Linked DNA regions of Homo sapiens: region 2 is linked to region 1. The links are chromatin contacts, found by POLR2A ChIA-PET in ENCODE. All regions are on one chromosome and are shown on one strand. Each heading gives the region's core, a stretch centred on a gene start or an enhancer-like site at or near the end of the contact. The rest is flanking DNA. Distances are from core to core; before and after follow the strand shown.

What was found. ChIA-PET counts read pairs that join two places held with the same protein, here RNA polymerase II (POLR2A).
Region 2: POLR2A ChIA-PET joins it to region 1 with 10 read pairs in activated B cell. The contact joins the promoter of WIZ here to the promoter of TICAM1 in region 1. POLR2A ChIA-PET finds 5 or more read pairs at or near these places in 2 of 52 experiments (GM10248 and activated B cell).

The regions. Positions count from the first base shown.
Region 1 is chr19:4,828,237-4,834,536 of GRCh38, reverse strand. It overlaps TICAM1 (TIR domain containing adaptor molecule 1), which reads left to right and starts at 2,825. Exons shown (of 2, transcript NM_182919.4): 1 at 2,825-2,923. RefSeq lists silencers at 2,689-2,978, 2,989-3,108.
Region 2 is chr19:15,446,061-15,452,360 of GRCh38, reverse strand. It overlaps WIZ (WIZ zinc finger), which reads left to right and starts at 2,405. Exons shown (of 13, transcript NM_001371589.1): 1 at 2,405-2,563; 2 at 3,994-4,258. The coding sequence starts at 4,054. It overlaps MIR1470 (microRNA 1470), which reads right to left and starts at 2,813; the gene lies at 2,753-2,813. It overlaps RASAL3 (RAS protein activator like 3), which reads left to right. Exons shown (of 18, transcript NM_022904.3): 17 at 253-316; 18 at 423-737. The coding sequence ends at 566. RefSeq lists silencers at 2,381-2,510, 2,561-2,680, 3,031-3,140.

The sequences.
Region 1 (6,300 bases), core at 1,576-4,075:
CAAGTGGCCAAATTCACCCATCTGCAGCCCTGGAATTCTGAATTCTTCAGCCATTACCTTCTCTGAGCCTGTTCTCTCATCTGTAAAATGGGAACCATCAAACCCATTTTGATGGAGAAACGGTTGTTTTAAGACATTGATCAAGCCAGGCATGGTGGCTCACGCCTGTAATTCCAACACCTTGGGAAGCCAAGGCAGGAGGATTGCTTGAGGCCAGGAGTTTGAAACCAGCCTGGTCAACATAGAAAGACATCATCTCTACAAAAGAAAAAAAAAATTACATTAGCCAGGCATGGTGGCATGCACCTGCAGTCCCAGCTACTTGGGAGGCTGAGGTGGGAGGATCGCTTGAGACCAGGAGGTCAAGGCTACAGTGATTAGTGATCACACCACTACACTCCAGCCTGGGTGGCAGATTAAGACCCTGTCTCAAAAAAAAAAAAAAAAAAAAAAAAAGGACATTGATCAGTTGACCAGCAAAGCCCAGTCACGGTGATTCATGTCTGTAATCCCACCACTTTGGGAGGCCAAATTGGGACAATCTCTTAAAGCTAGGAGTCGGGGACCAGTCTGGGTAACATAGTGAGACCCTGTCTCTAAAAGAAAAATGTAAAAAATAATTCAACACAGTGTTGCGTGCCTGTAGTCCCAGCTACTTGGGAGGCTCAGGCAGGAGGATCGCTTGAGGCCCAGAATTGGAGGCTGCTTTGAGCTATGATGGCGCCACTCCACTCCGGCCTGTGCGACAGAGTGAAATCCCATCTCTAAAAAAAAAAAAAAAGCCGGGTGCAGTGGCTCACGCCTGTAATCCCAGCACTTTGGGAGGCTGAGCGGGTGGATCACGAGGTTAAGAGATCGAGACCATCCTTGCCAACATGGTGAAACTCCATCTCTACTAAAAATACAAAAATTAGCCAGGCATGGGGGCATGCACCTGTAGTCCCAGCTACTCGGGAGGCTGAGGCAGGAGGATCGCTTGAACCCGGGAGGCTGAGGTTGCAGTGAGCCGAGATTGCACCACTGCACTCCAGCCTGGTGACTGAGTGAGATTCTGTCTCAAAAAAAAAAAAAAAAAAAAAGTCTGGGCACAGTTTTGCATGGGTACAAGCACCTATGAGACACTCCTTGAATTGGTAATTTTGGGGTGGGAGACAGAGAGGCCAGGAGGATGTGTTTAACTTTCTCTCCCCCACCAGCCCTGGAGACCCTGAAGGGTAAGACCATTTCTGTCTTCCCCGCTACTGTATTCCCAGAGCCTAGACGTTCCTGGAACACAGTCAGTGCTCAATAAAATTTCTCCCTCACTGGAGAGAAGTACTCAATAAGGGGAACTGTGGGGGATTTGACATCAACATAACTTCCATTGCTATCTCCCTACAAGAACTTTTAGGTGAACTTCAGCCTGGGGTCCCTGAGCCTCTTAGGGGTGTTCAGGGTGTCTGTGAATTCTGATGGAGGAAAAAAATTTCACATCTTTATTTTCACTGACTCTAACTGATAATTACCATTCCCTCAATTATTAATGAAGACAACCACAGGACCTGGGACTTTGTCCGTTTGTCCCTAATAAAAACCACAGATACTTTCAGATTGCATTGCAACCAGAAACACATCTGACACTTGTCACCACGGCAAAATCACTGTGATTATTAGATCTTATTTAATGTGGTGATAAAAATAATATAGGCCAGGTGCGGTGGCTCACACCTGTAATCCTAGCACTTTGAGAGGCCGAGGCGGGAGGATTGCTTGAGCCTGGAAGTTTGAAAGCAGCCTGGGTAATATAGGGAGACCCCGTTTCAAATAATAATAATTATTATAATCATAAAATTAGGCCGGGCGCAGCGGCTCACGCCTGTAATCCCAGCACTTTGGGAGGCCGAGGCGGGCAGATCACCTGAGGTCAAGAGTTCGAGACCAGCCTGGCCAACATGGTGAAACCCCATCTCAACTAAAAATACAAAAATTAGCCAGGTGTGGTGGCACGTGCCTGTAATCCCAGCTACTCAGGAGGCTGAGGCAGGAGAATCGCTTGAACCCATGAGGTGGAGGTTGCAGTGAGCCGAGGTCGCACTACCGCACTCCAGCCTAGGCCACAGAGTAAGACTCCAACTAAAAAAAAAAAAAAAAAAAAGGGAGGCCGGACACGGTGGCTCACACCTGTAATCCCAGCACTTTGGGAGGCCAAGGCAGGTGGATCACCTGAAGTTGGGAGTTCGAGACCACGCTGACCAAGGTGGAGAAACTCCATCTCTACTAAAAATACAAAATTAGCCAGGTGTGGTGGCACATGCCTGTAATCCCAGTTACTCAGGAAGCTGAGGCAGTAGAATTGCTTGGACCCGGGAGGCGGAGGTTGCAGTGAGCTGAGATTGCGCCATTGCACTCCAGCCTGGGCAACAAGAGCGAAACTCCGTCTCGGAAAATAAATAAAAAAATAAATAAACAAACAAACAAATAAAATAAGAGAAATAAAATAAAAACAGCTGCTACATTTATTTCCTGGAAAGCACCTATCACTAACGGAGATGATCCCACTTTACAATTGTGATTACTTTCTCATCTGGGACCCCCGCCCAGATGACTGTGGGCTCCCCGAGAGCAGATGCGAGTTCTTCTGGCCCCCTGCAGACAGTAGGTGCTCACACTTGCTGAACGTGACCGCAAGGGTTGGGAAGAGAGCGCATGGGTGCGGGGCGACCCGGGGACTTTCCCGGTGCTGCGGGGCAGGACTCCGAAACCGTGACCTCACGTCCCACACCCACCCGGGACGCGGAAGGGGCGGCGCGCTTCCTTCCCAGGGCGCGGGCCGCGGGGTGGAGCCAGCGCCCTCAGCGCGCTACGGTCCGCGGGCAACTCCGCAGAAGCCCCAGCCCCCAGGACCCCAGGACCCAGTGGCGCAGCCGGCAGCCCCGGATCCCTGGTAGGTGGGGAAGGGGCGAGGACGGGCCTGAGGTGGAGAAGGTGTCGGGGGTGTGGGGGGTGGCCCTGAGCCCGTGCCGCTCGCCAGGGCTCCAGGCCACCTGGCCTCCCTCTTAGGGCCCCGGTGCGGAGGAGGGGGCCTGGCGCCGCGCGTTGGGAGGTTGACGTTCCCCTCAACCTCCAGCTCCCCGCGCTGGTGGCCCAGATCCTCCCCCACTGTCGGGATCCTCCCCAGCACCCTGGCTTCCTCCCCGACAGCCTGACCCCTCCCCCAAACCCCAGATTCCTCCCGGACACCCCAGATTCCTCCCCAACACCCAGGATTCCTACCTGAAACCCCATATTCCTTCTCACCCCAAATTCCTGACACCCAAGCTTCCTACCTCACACCCCATATTTCTCTCAACGCCCTGAATTTCTCCCTGACACCCAAGGTCCCTCCCTGATACCCCAAATTCCTCCGTGACACCCAGGACCCCTCTCTGACACCCTGGATTCTTCCCCAACACCCAGGATCCCTCCCGAATACCCCAGATTCCTCCCAGACACCCCAAATTCCTCCCTGACACCCCAAACTCTTCCCTGACACCCAGGATCCCAACCTCACACCCTGTACCACCACACACCTTCTTCCTTTCTCCCCCTCCTAACGGTTATCCAGCCACATGGGCTTCCTTACTGTTCCTCCAGCTCACCAGGCGCAGTCCTGCCCCAGGGCCTTTGGGCAGGTGGCTTCACCTTCCAGAAGCTTTCCTCCCTGATCTCCACCCAGCCTCCTCCCTCAGCTCCTTTAGGTCTCAGCTCAATGTTACCTCCTGTCCCCAAAGGCCTCCCTTGACCACCGTGGTCCCCTGTAGCCCCTTCCCAGCCAGTCTCTCAGAGCCACACAGCCCCCGGCTCATGGCTTTCACGTTACTTTTCATTCTCTGAAATGATCTTGGGTTATTTTCTCGCTTACTGTTGGTCTCCCTGAACCAGACTGGGAGCTCTGTGAGGGTAGATGTGCCTGCCTTGATATGCAGTGGCACTTTGAACAGTTCCTGGACCTAGTAGGTGCTCAATAAATGCATATTCGATGCATGAAAGGCTGCATGAGAGTGTGGGAAGGAGAGTGGGAGAGGTGGTTAAAACATTTAAAAAGGACAAGGTGGGAGGATCACTTGAGCCCAGGAGTTCAAGACAAGCCTGGGCAGCATAGCGAGACTCCACCTCTACAAAAAAATTCAAAAAGAAAGTTAGCCGGGTGCAGTGGTTTATGCCTGTAATCCCAACACTTTGGGAGGCTGAGGCAGGTGGATTGCTTGAGCCCAGGATCCTGGGTAACATGGGTGAGACTCTGTCTCTACCAAAAATACAAAAATTAGCCAGGTGTGGTGCCGCACACCTGTAGTCCCAGCTACTCGGGAGGCTGAGGTGGGAGGATCACTTGAACCCGGGAGTTCAAGGCTGCAGTGAGCCGTGATCCCACTACTGCACTCCAGCCTGGGTGACAGAGTGAGACCCTGTCTCTAAAAAAAATGAAATGGGGCTGGGCAGGTGGCTCACGCCTGTAATCCCAGGCAGATCACCTGAGGTCAGGAGTTTGAGACCAGCCTGACCAACATGGCGAAACCCTGTCTCTACTAAAAATACAAAAATTAGCGGGGCGTGGTGGTGCATGCCTGTAATCCCAGCCACTCAGGAGGATGAGGCAGGAGAATCACTTGAACCCAAGAGGCGGAGGTTGCAGTGAGCCCAGACCACGCCACTGCACTCCAGCCTGGGCGACACAGCAAGACTCTGTGTCAAAAAAAAAAAAAAAAAAAAAAAGAAATGAAATTAAAAATCAAAAATTTTTTTAAAAAGGAAGAGGAAGAGAAAAAGTCTGCCAATATTTATTGTCACACTAATATTATTATATCAAGCTCTTGCTCCTTGCTGGGCACTGATCTAAACTTTTTAACCATATTTTCGCATGAAAGCTTCAAAACAGACTCCCATTCATCCTAAGTACCAGTTCATGTGGGTGTTATAAATGAGGAAGCTGAGGCTGAGAAACAGACCACACAAGCCGGCAGGTGGCAGAGCCAGAACCCTCCTACCCCATGGGTGTTTTTGTCCCGCCAGGCGCCTGCTCTTCAGAGTGAGGAGTGGACTTTGTCCCAGCCATGGACAGTGAGAAATGAAACTTGCTGGGTCTCGAGAAGGTGGAGGTGGCAGTGGGCAGGGGAGGCGGGCGGGGGAAGCTGGGGCAGTCACTGAAATAGAGTTGAGTTCAGGCCCGGGGGGGCAGAGAGAATGAGAAGAAAGACCACGTGATTTTAGAGATTTGCCAGGCATTCAGGTGGAGATGGTCCTGCCTTGATGATTCTAAGTCTGGCTGGCTTTGTCGTGTTTTCTGCAAAACTCCCCTGAGTCCTTCTTGCAAGGAGGTTTCAGTCTTGCATGCTAATGTTTGTGGGGCATGCGTGTGCCAGGCACTGCTTTAAGAGTCCTATACAGGCCGGGCGCAGTGGCTCATGCCTGTAATCCCAGCACTCTGGGAGGCCAAGGCAGGCGGATCGATTGAGGTCAGGAGTTCGAGACCAGCCTGGCCAACAGCCTGAAACCCTGTCTCTACTAAAATTACAAAAACTAGCAGGGCGTGGTGGCTAACGCCTGTAATCCCAGAATTTTGGAGGCCAAGGCAGGCGGATCACGAGATCAAGAGATTGAGACCATCCTGGCCAACATGGTGAAACCCCGTCCCTACTAAAAATACAAAAATTACCTGGGCATGGTGGCATGCACCTGTAGTCCCAGCTACTCGGGAGGGTGAGGCAGGAGAATTGCTTGAACCCAGGAGGTGGAGGTTGCAGTGAGCCGAGATCGCGCCACTGCACTCCAGCCTGGCGACAGAGGGAGATTCGGTCTCAGAAAAAAAAAAAAAAAAAGATTATCTGGGCGTGGTGGCAGGCTCCTGTAATCCCAGCTACTCAGGAGAGTGAGGCACAAGAATCACTTGAGCCCAGGATGCGGAGGCTGTAGTGAGCCTAGATCGCACCACTGCACTCCAGCCTGGGCGACAAAGTGGGACTCCGTCTCAAAAAATATATATATGTATATATATTTTACTGACATGTAGGCTGGGTGCAGTGGCTCATACCTGTAATCCCAGCACTTTGGGAGGCCAAGGTGGGAGGATCGCTTGGGCCCAGGAGTTCCAGACCCCGTCCCTACAAAACATTAATAATTAGCTGGGCATGGTGGCATGTGCCTGTAGTCCCAGCTACTTGGGAGGCTGAGTGGGAGGATCACTTCTTAATCCCAGGAGGTTGAGGCTGCAGTGAGCTATGATCACACCACTGCACTCCAGCCTGGGTAACAGAGCAAGATCCTGTCAAAAAACAACAACACAGG
Region 2 (6,300 bases), core at 1,156-3,655, about 11 Mb before region 1:
CCAGCTCAGTCACGACCCCACCCAGGACTGGCCAAACCCCACCTCCAAGGGATGATTGATAGGTCCTGTCATTCCAACCATTCCCGTCTCTGGTCCGACCCTTCTTCAAGCATATTTAGGCCCCGCCCCTCAGTCTGGACAAGCTCCGCCTCCACTCCAAGCTCCGCCCCCGGAGTCCCTGGCACTCCCACCAGGAGCTGGAAGGGACTTCCTTAGCCTCTGCCCTTCGCCCCAATCCCCCGACCCCCACAGGAGCTCAGAGTTTGATTCAGAGCACAACCTAACAAGCAATGAAGGGCACAGTCTGAAAAACCTGGTGAGATTGCCATCTGAGCCCTGGGGCAGGTCTGGGCGGTGGAGGAGCAAGGGTTGCGGTGCAGCCCTCTCCTGGTTTCTGAACCCCATCACCACTGCCTCCCCAGGAGCACCGCCTAAATGAGATGGAGAGAACTCAGGCTCAGCTGAGGGATGCTGTCCAGAGCCTGCAGCTTTCTCCAAGGACGCGGGGGTCTTGGAGTCAACCCCAGCCCCTCAAAGCACCCTGCCTCAATGGAGACACCACCTGAGCTGCCCATCCTGCCTCATCACACGTGGTCTGGGAGCAGAGAGATAGCCATCTTAGGGGGGGTGTCTGACTTTGCCTTAGCCCTACTTGGCCTACAGTGGGGAGTGGAGCTGCTGGTCCCAACCACTCTGGCAGTATGAAGTTGCCCAGTAAAATCTTGATTTCAGTGAAATTGGTGGTTTCTTTGCCCACTAAGAATTGCCAATTCTTAGGCATTTGCCCCGCAAGCCCTATTCATCTCTCCCAAATTCTCCCCTAATTAGAAGTCTCATGGAGAGGGCCATGTACACAAGTTCTCACCAGCTGTGTGACCTTAGACCTTCATTCTCTTAAGAGCCCGTTTTCTTATCTGTGAAATGGACGTAAAGTTCCCTACACAGTGAGAGGACCCATAGTTAAAGGCATTCGATAAAAGGTATTCACCATTGTTATAGGCAGCACCTGCTTCTCAATGAAGCATGGATTCCACCCCTGGCAACCTCCCAATCCCACAGTGAGAGCATCTTCCTAGGCCCTCCTCATGTCACGGAGGCCATGGGTCTGGGAGGCGGATAAAGGAAGGGGGTCAGGTGTGGAGATGGTTGGATACTGTGTATGAATGATTGGGTAAATGAGTCATTCAAATCATGGGTGAGTGGATGGGTGAGGGGTAGAGTGGGTGGAGCAAACGGCAGACGGATAGGTTAGCATTTGCTGGATGTTTGACCTGGTAGGTGAGTAGCTGGGTAGTTGGTTAACCAGGTTGGGTATGTCTGCCTAGAAAAGGCCTGGTTCATAGTAAGAAAAAATTTTTTTCAATGTTGTGATTATATATATCATATGTACATATGTTGAGGTCTCCTGAGACGCCTGAGAACTGGGCAGTGGAGAAACAATAATGAACTAGACAGGACTCCTGGCCTCATGGAACTTACATGTTAGTGGAGGGACCAAATCAACAGACAAACTGGTGGATGGATGTTTGGGGGGCTGGGCGGAAAGATGTGTGTGGGGATGGTTGGGTACTTGCTTGGTTGTATGGATAAATGAGTATTTACTTGGGTGCTGGATGAATGGGTGGGTAGATGGGAAGTGAATGGGTGGGTTGAGTGGGTGTTTGGGTGAATTAATAGGTGGTTGGAGGGGTGGGTGGATAGGTGATTAGTTCATTGGATAGGTAGATGAGTGATTGATAGATTGAGGAAGTGGATGAGATAGCTAGGTGGTTAGATATCTGGATACATGGTGGATAAGACAAGACAACAGGCCATGATGTGTGTCTGATGGGGTAGTCCTGGAAGCTGTGATCCTGGGAACTGGGTGGAGAAGGTGACTTAGGACTGAAGACCTAGGGCAACTCTAGGGACATGGAGGTGCTGAAGTCCAGTGTGGATGATTGGGAAGGAGGGAGTGAGCTTGTGGTTGGAAGGTAGCTGATGGGGGGCAGGGGACAAAAGGCTAAAAATTGGCTGGGTGGAGTCTTCAATGACCTATCAATGACCCATCAATGACCCATGGGGGAACTTCTCTGCACCCTCCCCACTCTTTTAGTGCTTTTAGCGAGCCTACCATTGGAAGTACCAGTGGGACGATAAGGAGCCATTGGGGTGTGGGACGACAAGGGTGTTGTCATGGTAACGGGGCCTCTCCCTGGACTCAGGCCGTGCGGGCCCTTTAAGGGTGACCCGCTTGGCCACTCCCAACATGGCGGCGCGCCCGCTGGCCGCCCCCCCCGGGGCGGCGAGGGGGGGGGGGGTGGGGTGGGGGGGGCGCCCCGGACCTCCCCATCATGGCGGCGCGGCGGGGCTGTCGCGCTGAGGTCACGGCGGCGCGCCGGGGGGGCGGGGCGGCGGGGGGAGCGATTTAAAGGGACAATGTCCCCCGAGCGGTGGAGGCGGCGGCGGCTGCGGAGGCCGCGGCACCGGCACCGGGAGCGGCAGCGGCGGTAGCGGCAGCGACGGCCGCACCAAGGAGGGGAGCTCCGAGCCCCGGCACCTGGCCGGCGGCGCCGCCTCCCCGGTGAGGCCCGGCCCGGCCTGGGGAGCCCGCGGGTGGGGCGGAGCCGTAGCGGGGCGGGGGAGGCCCCGGGCCGGGCCGGGCCAGGCGGGACCCCCCGGGGCGGGGGCGGGGGCGGGGCCTTCAGGGGCGGGGCCTGGCCGGGGGCGGGGCCGTGCAGGTGGGGGGAGGGGCGGGGGTCTTGGGGCAGGTGTCCCCCCTACCTCGGCGCGTCCCGCGGGGTCTCCTGCCCCGGGGTGCACGGGCGGAGGGCTCATCCCCCGGACCCTGGACCCCCGAGGAGTGGGCCCGCGCGGCGCAGCCCCCACCTCTGCGACCCCTGGGGGGCGTCCGGGTAGGAGCCCCCTCCCCACGCTGCCAAAGTGCTCCGAAGTTGCGGTCCCGCCCGTTCCCCGCGGGCAGTGCCCACCCAGTGGACAACCGCAGGTGCTTCCTCCGGGCCTGGGTAGGGACCCCCACCAAGACTGCCAGCCCACGGAGGAGCCCCCTGGGAATCCCCAGGCCCCCGAGGGCAGCGCCTGCAACCAGGCCTGGCGCCCCGGCCCCGCCCCGGTTGCCTGGGCCCGGCCTCCCCACCATCTCCCTGGGGAGGGCGCCTCATTCCTGCCCTTCACTTTCCGCCGTTACCTTGAAGGTATTTATAGGTAGAGAGGACAACCCCCGCTCCCCAGGGTCCTCATTTCTGGACCAGGAGCCCTATCGTTTTCTTTCGCCCGAGGACTAGAGCAATCTTGGTTGGGGGGTGGGGGGAATGGAGGAGCCCAAGCTGGGTATGCATGAGGGATAATGTTGGGGAGAAGCGAAAGGGTTAATGCTGGGGTCACTTGAGGCTGTGTGTGTGGAGGGGGGTGAAGGGGTTAATGCTGGAGAACCCTAAGGTCCTGTGTGGGGGAAGGGTTGGAGTGTGGGAAAAGTGCAGGGATCATTGGTATGGGACAACCCAATGGAGAAAAGTAAAGGGGTAATGATGGGAGACTCCTGACGGTGTATAGGATCAGAGTGTACAAGTGGCTGGGATTCTTGCCGAGGAAACGAAGGCATGGCAGTAGGATGTGCGTGTGCATGGATGTGAGGGCAGGACTGGGGAAAGTGCAGCTGTGTGTGAATGAAGGGAGGCGTCTGGAGAAATGGTAAGATTGATGGAAGAAGACCAGGTGGCTGAGTGTGCATGTGTCAATATGGGTAAACTGAGGCAGTGCAGGATCTGTATAAAGGGGAGGAGTTATTGATGGGGAGACGGAGGCATGCTGAGGGTAGGGGCCATTGGGATAGAAGGTGTGTGGAAAAGGTCTGAACACCATTAGCTCCCCTGGGCTGGGAGGTAAACTGAGGCAGTGAGCTGCAAAGTTGAGGACTGAGGTTTTGAGGGATGGGAAACTGAGGCAGATTCCCTTTCCTCCATCCCCTAAGCACTTCCTTCTCTCTATCCCCAGGCCCACAATGCCCCGCTGAGCCGGTGCAGCAGCTGAGTGGATCCAAGCAGAGAAAATCCGATGGAGGGGTCTCTGGCAGGCAGCCTGGCTGCACCAGATCGTCCCCAAGGCCCAGAGAGACTGCCTGGCCCGGCGCCAAGGGAGAACATCGAGGGTGGGGCCGAAGCTGCTGAGGGGGAAGGTGGCATCTTCCGGTCCACCCGTTACCTGCCTGTCACCAAGGAGGGCCCCCGAGACATTCTGGATGGCAGAGGTGGCATCTCTGGTAAGAGAATGGGCCGTGTGGCCCCCAGGGAGCATCCAGCCCATTCCCCAAGGCTCAGAGAGAGTCAAGTCACCCAGCGCAGCAGCGGCTGAGCTGGGATGCTGATTCCGCTTGGGTCCAGAGCCTTTTCTTTGTACTCTGTTTAGTTTCTTATTTGACAGTTGTGAAAACAGGTGTCCTGGGAGCCAGTGACCAGACCAAGGCTCCCCACTGGGTGGTATGGAGCTGGGACTTGAACTCAGGTCAGCCTGGCTTCCTCCTCTGAGCATACTAATTGGGTCCAGAGGCCCATCTCAGCACCCCAGACTCCCTGCCCCCAGCCCACTTATTCCACAGGTATTCCCCACTCCCATCAGTCTATCCCAGCTCCCTCTGGCTGTCTGGGTGTATCCTGTTCCTGAACCACGGGCCAAAACAGCTTCTGTAGTGGCTAGGGAGAGGCTGGGTAGTCAGCGATGCTGGCTACCCCTTGGTTTACCCAGCAAAAAGGTATCTCACACTCTCCCCACCTCCAGACGTGTTATTCATTCATTAAATACTGAGCACCTTCGGTGTGCCAGGGTATGTGCTAGGCACTGGGAAGACAGCTGTAAACCAAAGAGGCAAGAATTCCTGCCCTCAAGGGGCTGACACTCTAGTAGGGGAAATGGACAACAAGCAACTAAACAAATATCAGAAGGACAGGTAGTGACAGATGCTGTGAAGGCATTAAACAGAGTGCCAGGATCATGCCTGGGAGACCTGGGAGACCCTCCCTGATAGAGTGGCATTTGAATGGAGCATGGAGTGAATGGTGGGACGGGCATTCTGGGTGGAGGGAACAGCCAGTGCAAAGGCCCTGTGGTGGGGAGGAGCCTGACGTGTCCAAGGACCTGGTAGGAGGCTGGTATGCCTGGAAAACAGTGGGCTGATGTATCACACCCCCCACCCCCATCTCCAAACACCTCATCAAGGGCTTCCTCCGTGCCAAGGCTTTTGCAAGATCATCTTCTGTCATTCTCCAAAGAACCCTGTGGAATAGCCTTCATTATTATTATCCCGTGTCAGAGATGGGGAAACTGAGACCCTGAGCGGTGACATAAGTTGCCCAACGTCACCTAGCCAGGGAGTAACATGGCTTGACAGCCCTCACTCTTAACCACCCTGCTGCATCCTCACAGATCCTTGACCTGCTCTGGCCACCTTTACAACTCATGATGCTCGGATATTTATAAATACACAGCATCTTCTAGGGGCCACGCCCTGGGGCACAGCGGTGACTGAGCACACACCATCCTCGCTCTCATAGACCCCACCATCTGAGGCTGGGGAGACAGATGTTATGATACCGTGTTATGACCCGGTGTTATGTCACCAGGTGTTATGACACAGCGGCTGGGGCTGTGATGAGGAAAGCACCTGGTGGGGAGCAACCAGGAGTTCCTGCAGGAAGTGAGAGGTAGGATGAGGGACAATGAGCCAGACCAAGGGGGAAGCAAGCATCTAGGCAGGGGGCTGTGTACATGCCAAGGCTTAGAGGTAGCTGGTGGCATCTGCAGGTGTCAGGCAGTGGGGTGGCAAGGTGAGACCCCTGAGGGCAGAGGGTACACCCAACTCCAGAGTATCAGCACTCAGGGAAACTTTAGCAATCCCCTCCTCTAAGCCATTAATAACTGAGTTAATAACTGAGGCTCAGAGAGAGGCAGAATCTTGTGCCAGGTCGCACAGCCGGCCAGGGCTGGGCGGGGACTTTGATTTTGTGGGAGCCTGAGGGTACAGGCTCTAGGGATCCCAGGGTCCTCTCTGGGTCTGGTTCCGAGGGATTGGACATCTCTTCTCTACCTCGCAGATGCCCCAGGTCTGGGGAGAGGGGAAAAGCAGGCAGGTAGGTGCATCCTCACTCCCACTGGGGAATCACCCAGGGTCTCATACGTGCATCTGTTTTATAGCTTGGGGAAGAGAGAAATGTGGCTGCTGAGGGGGGCCAGGCCCACCCTTGAAGGTTTCCCTCAGCAGCTGGGGGCAGGGATAGGAATGGCTTGACTTGGAGTGAGGTCATGGCC